Linked DNA regions of Homo sapiens: region 1 is linked to region 2. A link is an interaction called in ENCODE POLR2A ChIA-PET data of the cell type or tissue named here. Cell type or tissue: IMR-90. All regions are shown on one strand.

Region 1 (5,000 bases), 560 kb before region 2:
AAACTAAGTTATCTCACATCTGGTTATAGATGATGATTTCTCCTCTCCTTCAGTATCTTGAATGCCAACATGCACTGAAAGGTGCTGGAAACATCTAGAAACACTTGACGCTGAACTCAGATTTTAATAATTCAGAAGTGGCTTCTTTTATCCAGTGGAAAGTTTATTTTATTTCCCATTTGCCCTTAGTATGGGATAGGTGAAATCATTACCACAGAGAGAGAGAGAGCGTCTATGAAATTAAAGCTCTGATTTGAAGAAAGGGGATCAGAGACTCCTCATTCCTAGGTCTCTTAAATATGAGTAATTGTGTGCTATCTTCCATAGGTGAGGAGGTGTTACTTATCCAGGAAAAACTAGATGGTATAAAGACTCGTTACGCAGACATCACAGTTACTAGCTCCAAGGCCCTCAGAACTTTAGAGCAAGCCCGGCAGCTGGCCACCAAGTTCCAGTCTACTTATGAGGAACTGACCGGGTGGCTGAGGGAGGTGGAGGAGGAGCTGGCAACCAGTGGAGGACAGTCTCCCACAGGGGAACAGATACCCCAGTTTCAGCAGAGACAGAAGGTGAGCTGTTACTTTACCATAAAAAGAAAAAAAGGCTTCCTCTTTGTCAGAATCCTTAAGTTTTATCAACCTTTACCTTAAATATAAACTAAAAATATGTGCCCCCTTTCTTGTTTACTCATGGACAGTAAGATTTGACATAAAGACATATACGTTACACATATGTTATGAAGAAGAAAGAAGTTGAATCAAGTTTACTTTGTAACATTTTAACCTCTATTATTTATTCTCTAAAGAGTGCTTCATGGTTTTATTTGATTTCTCTGCAGGATCTAGTATAGTTCTAGATGCATAGAAATATTGTATAGGTACTTGTTAGGTTAAATACTGAGCCTTTGGTTAAAGCATTATTTATCATTTCTGTTGAAGTAAGGAGATGAAAGAAGTATTAGTTGTTTTACCCAGAGACAATGTGGCTCAAAAAGTCTTACAGGCAGTTCTAAGCAAGCAACAATGAAGTCTAAAGTCAGGCTTCAGAATGATTGAAAAATCTGAGATGAGAAAAAAATAACTGAAGGAAGGAGGTCAGAGTCCTGCTGGGATGTGTGGTAGAGATAGCAATTTCCACCCAGCACAGTTGCTGATGTGCTTTATTTAGCAAGGTATGGCCTGAAAACTCTTTTCCCTCCTTAGGAATTAAAGAAGGAGGTCATGGAGCACAGGCTGGTGTTGGACACAGTGAATGAGGTGAGCCGTGCTCTCTTAGAGCTGGTGCCCTGGAGAGCCAGAGAAGGGCTGGATAAACTTGTGTCCGATGCTAACGAGCAGTACAAACTAGTCAGTGACACTATTGGACAAAGGGTGGATGAAATTGATGCTGCTATTCAGAGATCACAACAGGTAATGCTTATAATACCTCTGCATTAATATTTTAGACAGTATTGATGTGTGAGATACAGTACTATGACCCACATAAATACAGACTCAGAAATAAGAATGGGCTCAAGCTAAATCTGGTGGAATAAATATGTTTCATTGATGGGAAATGATTGGGTAGAAGTTTGTGAGGATGGATCCAGAATTTGACCAAAATACTTGACCCCTTTGAGTAGAGAAGTACTTGGAGAAGAGTCTACATGAGGCCTTTTCTTAGCTAATGCCCTGCTAAGAAGGCTGATGGTGATGGGAGTAGATAATATCTAGATTCAAAAGGTCCAAATGCACCACAATCTTAGTTTGACATAATTAACTCTCTTAGCATTAGATGGAAGAGGGGGAAGGAATTACTATCAAATATGCAAACCAAAATAGCAGAGCTATCTAAAATAGAACCTTCTCAGTAAACACAGGTGTCATATTTCCCTTGATCTTTTTTCCTTCCTACTTTCTGGAAAAAAATCATTTGTTCTTTTGTGTAGCTGGATACACACCTCTTAATGTGCCGTAGTACAAAAAATAAGTTAATATAACTCCTTAGGATCATAGTGATGAACATATGCTTTTTGAATCACACAGAAATTTGCTCTGAGTCCAGGTATATCCCCAGTGTGTCTTTAGAGTTATCCCTTATCTTGGCCAGATATTTCAATATGAAATGTATTGTGCTTGGGAGAAGCGTATTTTTAAATGTAAGTGTATATTGGCCAAGTTGAAGAGGAAGAGATAAAAGACTGGAGAGGTCAGGCATAGGAGACTGGGCTCACACCTGTAGTCCCAGCACTTTGGGAGGCTAAGGCAGGAGAATCCCTTGAGGCCAAGAGTTCAAGACCAGCCTGGGCAACATAACAAGACACATCTCTACAGAAATATTTAAAAATTAGCCGATCATGGTGGCAATTGCCTGTGTAGTCCTAGCTATTAGAGAGGCTGAGGTGAAAGGATCACTCGCGCCTAGGAGTTAGAGCCTGCAGTGAGCTATGATTGTGCTACTGCACTCCAGCCTGGGCAACAGAATCAGACCCTGTCTCTGAGGGGGCAGGGAAGGATGGAGGATTGGGGAGCCCTCATGAAACTAACAGTCACGTAGAACATGTTCTTGGTTTTCGTTATTACATAACCATTTAAAAATGTGTTGTTCTTTTGGGGTCTTATGCTGCTTCAGCTAAGCGGGCACTTCCGAGTTAACTTGACTCATCCGTCTACTGCCATATTAGGTTTATATTTAAACATCTGACTAAACCTACTACTGTTCCATGTCTGGGTAGGAAAGAGCAATGGCAGGAAGAGTGTAGTCTCATAAAAACACTGATTAGAGGCATCTTTCTTTTGAAGGGGATTGATATCTGTTATTTCTAGCTGTAGAAACTGAGTTCTGTAACTTACTTTAAAGAAATTGAAATGTGGTCAGTTTTAACTTGTTTGCATCTTGATTTGTGATTTTATGAAATTCTTCCCAGTTTTGACTCTACTTTGTGAGATATAAACTGTATTACTGAAAATCCAGGCCTTGCTTTGTTGAATAAATTGCAGTTATGTGGAGACTTGGCTGTATATAATTTGTTTATTTTTCTTTAATACGTCTATTAGTATGAGCAAGCTGCCGATGCAGAACTAGCTTGGGTTGCTGAAACAAAACGGAAACTGATGGCTCTGGGTCCAATTCGCCTGGAACAGGACCAGACCACAGCTCAGCTTCAGGTACAGAAGGTACGTGCCCACTCTTTCCTGAGCTAATAGAATCATCAGTAACTTAGAGTGACTAGGAGAGTTTCTGACTATCCCATGTCAAGTGGAATAATTTAGTGGCATGATGGTAAATAGAAATTAATTTTCTATGTATTTGGTTGAGATGAGGAAGAATTTTTTTTTTTGCTTTGTGAGAAAGGAAAAATAGGCCCATTAATCCATAATTAGCAATTTCCTTGATAGAAATTTTTGTAAGCTACTAAAAAGATAAGCTAGAGAAGATGTTGGATAGGCAAAGTGTCAAACTGTATAAGAACAATTTTTGATGTGGCTTTTTCATAGATTTTGTCTTAACCTTTAGTAATAACAGGAAAAGGGTCTTTTTACTTCTTAACTACAGTTTACTTTTCAAAGGCTTTCTCCATTGACATTATTCGACACAAAGATTCAATGGATGAACTCTTCAGTCACCGTAGTGAAATCTTTGGCACATGTGGGGAGGAGCAAAAAACTGTATTACAGGTGAATTACATTTATTTATTTGCCATATTGTTCCTGTTTTTATCATGGTGAATTAGAAGCACAATTGTGAAATGATGGTTTAAGGCTTTTTCCCTCCTGGACTTTTCTTATGATTGTTATTAAAGTCCAGCTTGATGTTCTGGGGAATTCAGAATCTTAACCCTGTGTCCACAAATGTTTAAAACAGCCATCCTATATAATGTGAAATATATTGCAAATCCATCTTCTTTATAACAGGGGAATTGCTACTTATCCTCACTCCACAGGGAGCAAGCTTTGAGTTACTTTTCAAGGTATTTATGGTAGATTTTTTTCAGAACCATATGCAGATATTAATTCCTTCATTATATCCTTCTAAAAGGTCGTACCTAGTTTTAAAAGGATTGGTCAAGATGGTTTGTAGACAAGTTTTTTCATTTCGTTTTGTTTTGTTTCATAAAGGATATGTTTAAGCACAGTTTCCTCAGAAATATTCATAAACTGACTGAGCTACTCATCCTAAACATTTGAAGCATAAATGGCAGGTTTCTGGAGACTTTTTTTTAATCAGAAGAAAAATGACAGGCAAAACTTGATAGGCAAAGATTCCATCGTAGCCCCTTAGATGTTCAGTTTTAAACTGATCCATTATAATGGTATATTGGCCAGGCACGGTGGCTCACGCCTGTAATCCCAGCACATTGGGAGGCCAAGGTGGGCAGATTACCTGAGGTCAGGAGTTCGAGACCAGCCTGGCCAACATGGAGAAACCCTGTCTCTACTAAAAATACAAAAATTAGCTGGATGTGGCAGTGGGAACCTGTAATCCCAGCTACTTGGGAAGCTGAGGCAGGAGAATCCCTTGAACCCAGGAGGCGGAGGTTACAGTGAGCTGAGATCGCGCCAGTGCACTCCAGCCTAGGTGACAGAGTGAGACTCTGTCTCAAAAACATATATAATAATAATAATGCTATATCTAAGGTTGTGTATCATTACTGAAAGGTTAATTTTGCTGTGTTTTTCTTATACTATTTTACTGCTTTTTAAACTTTTATCTTTTAAAAATTATAGAAATAAAATATATGTATGATAGGAAAATTAGAAAATTTCAGATAAGTATGAAGAAGAAAATAAAAATCACTTGTAATCTTTACTGATATTTTAAAATAATTTAGTTATGTATTCTTTTAGACTTTTTAATGTATATATACCTACTTTTTTTCTTAAGAGTTTATAATAGTAATACTTATCCTTTTTTTTTTTTTTTTTGCTCACATAGGAAAAGACAGAGTCTCTAATACAGCAATATGAAGCCATTAGCCTACTCAATTCAGAGCGTTATGCCCGCCTAGAGCGGGCCCAGGT
Region 2 (5,000 bases):
TCCTTCCACAATTATTTATTTATTTATTTATTTATTTATTTATTTATTTATTTATTTTTTCGAGACAGAGTCTTGCTTTGTGGCCCAGGCTGGAGTGCAGTGGTGCAATCTCAGCTCACTGCAAACTCCGCCTTCTGGGTTCAAGCGATTCTCCTGCCTCAGCCTCCCAAGTAGCTAAGATTACAGGCGTGCACCACCACGCCTGGCTAATTTTTGTATTTTTAGTAGATACAGGGTTTCACCATGTTGGCCAGGCTGGTCTTGAACTCCTGACTTCGTGATCCACCTGCCTCGGCCTCCCAAAGTGCTGAGATTACAGGTGTGAGCCATCGTGCCAGGCCAATTATTTTATCTCTCTCAAATCTTCCATCTTTCCCTCTCTACTGATGCACTCTTGGGAACATATATGCTATGATATTTCCTGTCTTAAAAACCAAACCAATCTACACCCTTCCCTTGACAGCACACTCTTTTCCAGATACCACCCCATTTCTATAATCCACTTTAAGAGCAAAATATCCCAAAAGGTTGACTCTATCCTGTCCCCATTTCTTTCTTTCTTTCCTTCTTTCTCTCTCTCTCTTTCTCTTTCTTTCTTGACAGGGTTTGGCTCTGTCACCCAGGCTGGAGTGCAATTGCATGATGTGGGCTTACTGCAACCTCTGCCTCCCAGTCTCAAGTGATCCTCCTGCCTCAGCCTCCCAAGTACCTGGGACTACAGGCGTGCGCCACCATGCCTGGCTAATTTTTGTATTTCTGGTAGAGACAGGGTTTTGCCATATTGCCCAGGCTGGTCTCAAACTCCTGGACTCAAGAAATCCTCCCACCTTGGCCTCCCAAAGTTCTGGGATTACAGGCATGAGCCACTGTGCCCGGCCCTGTCTCCACTTTTTCTACTCCATTCTCCCTTCAGCCCATTCCAATCCACTTACCCTAACCACACGGAGTGCTGTAAAAGGGAGCAGAGAAATGGGGCAGTATCCATAGAGGTTGTATCTGAGAGATTGAACTCAAACACAATGAGGTTTGGCCCCCACCATTACATTAAAACTGCTCTGTCGGCTGGGTGTGGTGGCTCACACCTGTAATCCCAGCAATTTGGGAGGCCAAGGCGGGTGGATTGCTTGAGGTCAGGAGTTCCAGACAAGCCTGGCCAACATGGCGAAACCCCATCTCTACTAAAAATACAAAAAATTAGCTGGGTGTGGTGGCACGTGCCTGTAATCCCAGTTACTCAGGAGGCTGAGGCAGGAAAATCGTTTGAACCTGGGAGGCAGAGGTTGCAGTGAGCCGAGATTGCATCACTGCACTTCAGCCTGGGTGACAGAGTGTGATTCTGTCTCAAAGAAAAAAGACATGGACCGTTTTCTTGCATATCCACAAGGCCATGATTATACCTAATAGAATGTGAAATTGTTTTTTGGTGTTATTTAATACACAGTCTATAGTTATACTTTCCCTAATTCTCAGGTATGTCTTATTACAGTGGGTTTATTCAAATTTGGATCCAAAAAAGGTCTACATATCGCATTTTGTTGTGCCCTTAAAATCTTTTTAATCGCCAGCAGTTCTCCTCCCCACCCTTTGTTTTTTATGCCATTGACTTATTGCAGAGACCAGCTCAATTGTCCTGTAGAATGTTCCACATTCTGGACTTACTCTCTTTTTATAACGAAGCTTTTGTAACTTGGCCCTTTCCTGTCCTGAAATGAAATTCAGAGATAATGTAACTACTGTGTTTGTTAGAGCCTGGCAGGAAACAGATGGAATACTTAAGCCAAGTCCAATTGAGGCCAGTTTAATGAAGGGATTATTGCCAAAGATGTGGGCAAAGTAAAGAGAACCAACAAGGAACTGTGGAGCACTGGAGAGAGTATCTGCCACCCTTAGGCCTGAGGGGCCAACATGAGGGAATGGTATCTCGCCTTGGCTGAACCCAGCGGGAAGCCACTGGGCAAGAAAGCTGGCTGATGCCATCTGTAACAGTCAGTCTTCTGGGGCAGGAAGCAAGGTATGGAAGAGCAGAGTGGATCTGGAGGGGCAAATGGAGAATACCCCCTCACAATTATCTGCATACATAATTTCCTTTTTTTTTTTTTTTGGAACAGAGTTTTGCTCTGTTGCCCAGGCTGGAGTGCAATGGTGCGATCTTGGCTCATTTCAACCTCTGCCTCCAGGGTTCAAGTGATTCTCCTGCCTCAGCCTCCCGAGTAGCTGGGATTACAGACACACGCCATGATGCCTGGCTAATTTTTGTATTTTTAGTAGAGAAGAGGTTTCACCATGTTGGCCTAGCTGGTCTTGAACTCCAGACCTCAGGTGATCCACCTGCCTCAGCCTCCCAAAGTGCTAGGATTACAGACATGAGCCACCACACCCGGTCTACATACATAATTTCAAACAAATGAATTTAATTTCCTAAACGTAATACAAAGAAAAATAAGAGGAAATGAATGCATACAAATATTATATGCTTGAACATGTAAAAATTACACACAACTTTATCAGAAGCCCAGTGTAAACATCAGATGCTTGTGGTCATTCCTAGAATCAGTGGGCCTGTCAAAGTTGCTACCGGCAGACCAATCCGGGAGAACTGGACTGGCAGCTCCAGCAAGCAGTGTGTTGTTGATTTTCTGAACAAAACAAAGCACACTCTTTCATCAATTACATGGAAGTGGTGTTCCTGGGAAACCCAGTGTATATGAAAACCATACAGAAAATACTTTGGTTCATGTGGAAAACAGAGTTAGATTCTAGGATGAGATAAATAATAAACATCTTTTTCACCAAATGAATGTCTGACAGGACAATTGAGAGTCTTATGGGATGTGAGTCAACTTCTGTAGTGCAGGGTTGTTCTGTGTATTGCAGGATGTTTAGCAGCCCTGGCCCCACCCACTGAACCCCCCTGTAGAGCTCCTTACCCTAATCATCATGACATCCTCCCCCATCAATGTTGTGCCACGTTTCCAGAATTTTCTCTAATGAGTAGGTCATACCAGTGGAGAATCATTGGTCTAGGTGATCTCCTCTGGTCCTGCGGATTTATTAATACATTCACTGTCTTCAAAACTATTTATTCAGGCTTATCCTCTCTGCTGAATATGCACATTTATACGTGATGTTTCGATTTACACCATTAACTGGCATCTCAATATTTATTTATTTATTTTTATTTTGTGTATTTATTTATGTTTTGAGATGGAGTCTTGCTCTGTCGCCCAGGCTGGAGTACAGTGGTGTGATCTCGGCTCACTGCAACCTCTGCCTCCCAGGTTCAATCAAGTGACTCTCCTGCCTCAGCCTCCCGAGTAGCTGGGATTACAGGCATGCGCCATCACGCCTGGCTAATTTTTGTATTTTTAGTAGAGACAGGATTTCACCATGTTGGTCAGGCTGGTCTCGAACTCCTGACCTCATGATCCGCCCGCCTTGGCCTCCCAAAGTGCTGGGATTACAGACGTGAGCCACCGCACCCAGCCTCAAAATTTACATGTCAAAACCAAAACCTTGAATCTATTCCCCAACAGATACACCCCCATCCTTCTCTTCTCCCAGATTTATTTTAGCTTAGTATGTGGCAATTTAATTCTTCTACTTTGTTCAGGCCAACAATATTAGACTAATTCCTGAGACCTCTCTTTTTCTCATGCCCCATATCTGATCTATCAGTCAATTTAGTTGGCTCTACTTTCAAAATGCGTTCCAATTTGACCACTTTTTATAATCACTGCCATCATTATCACTACCACCCTGGTCCCAGCTATTGTCATCTCTCCCCAAATGGTTACAACAGCCTCCAAAATGGTCTCTATGCTTCGACTCTGGTCTCTACTTTCTATTTGCAACATGCCAGCCAGTGTGACTTTTTTTTTTTTTTTAAAAAGACTGGATCTCGGCCAGGCAGGGTGGCTCACGCCTGTAATCCCAGCACTTTGGGAGGCTGAGCAGGGGTGGATCACGTGAGGTAAGGAGTTCGAGAACAGCCTGGCCAACATGGTGAAACCCCATCTCTACTAAAAATACAAAAAATTAGTCAGGTGTGGTGGCAAGCGCCTGTAATCTCAGCTACTTGAGGGGCTGAGGCAAGGAGAATTGCTTGAACCTGGGAGGCAGAGGTTGCAGTGAGCCCAAGATCACGCCACTGCACTCCAGCCTGGGTGACAGAGCGAGACTCTGTCTCAAAAACAAACAAAAATACCACAGACTGGGTGGTTTAAACAACAGAAATTTATTTCCTCACAGTTCTGGAAACTGGAGGTCTAGGATCCAGGTGTCAGCAGGTTTGGTTTGCTCCCGAGGCCTCTCCTCTTGGTCTCAACTTCCTCACCTCAAGTGATCCGCCCTCTTTGGCCTCCCAAAGTGCTGTGACTACAGGTGTGAGTCACTGCACCAAGCCCAAATTTCCTCTCATAAGGACACCAGTTAGATTGGGTTAGGGCCCATCATAATGGGCTCATTTTAACGTAATTACCTCTTTAAACATCCTGTCTCCAAATATAGTCTTAATCTGAGGAACTGGGGAACTGGGGGTTAGGATTTCAACATAGAAATTTTGAGGGAATGCAGTTCAGCCATAACCACCTTTATTTATATAAGGAATAGGTGTTCACGGGTCAAACCAAGGGAAGGGCTGCTTATTCTCACGGCCCAATAACGAGATGCAGATGAATTGGGAAAGGAGGGAGTTTATTTCTGTAACTGGGTACAGGGAGAAGGCCTGGAAAATATCAACAGACGAACTCAAAATTACAGAGTTTCCAGAGCTTATGCACCTTCTAAGCTATATGTCTACGTGTAAGTGTGCATTCATCTAAAGACGTGAGTGATTAACTTCTCCTGTAACTGAGATCTGAGTCCTGAAGACCTTCCTCTGGAGCCTCAGTAAATTTATTTAATCTAAATGGCTCCCGGTGCTGGGGTGATTACCCTTATCTTGTCTCCTGCTAAATCATGGAGGTTTGGGGAGTTCCTTCAGACTCTCAGTAAACTTATTC

The links. Peaks named below come from ENCODE experiments on the same cell type or tissue, not always from the same donor. Only the 100,000 strongest peaks of a DNase experiment are listed, where the experiment ranks them.
Region 1: POLR2A ChIA-PET joins it to region 2 with 5 read pairs; 1 of 35 experiments calls an interaction of 5 or more read pairs at or near these places.

Annotation. Positions count from the first base shown.
Region 1 is chr1:39,429,500-39,434,499 of GRCh38, forward strand. MACF1 (microtubule actin crosslinking factor 1) reads left to right here. Exons shown (of 101, transcript NM_001394062.1): 65 at 328-569; 66 at 1,203-1,409; 67 at 3,036-3,155; 68 at 3,549-3,656; 69 at 4,915-5,000. Among named protein-coding and RNA genes, the nearest start is that of BMP8A, 60 kb to the right of the region's middle. In IMR-90, no CTCF peak of the experiment used is centred here; a DNase peak (open chromatin) is centred at 2,632; H3K27ac peaks cover 624 bases.
Region 2 is chr1:39,986,271-39,991,270 of GRCh38, forward strand. No RefSeq gene overlaps it. Among named protein-coding and RNA genes, the nearest start is that of MFSD2A, 34 kb to the left of the region's middle. In IMR-90, no CTCF peak of the experiment used is centred here; a DNase peak (open chromatin) is centred at 2,541.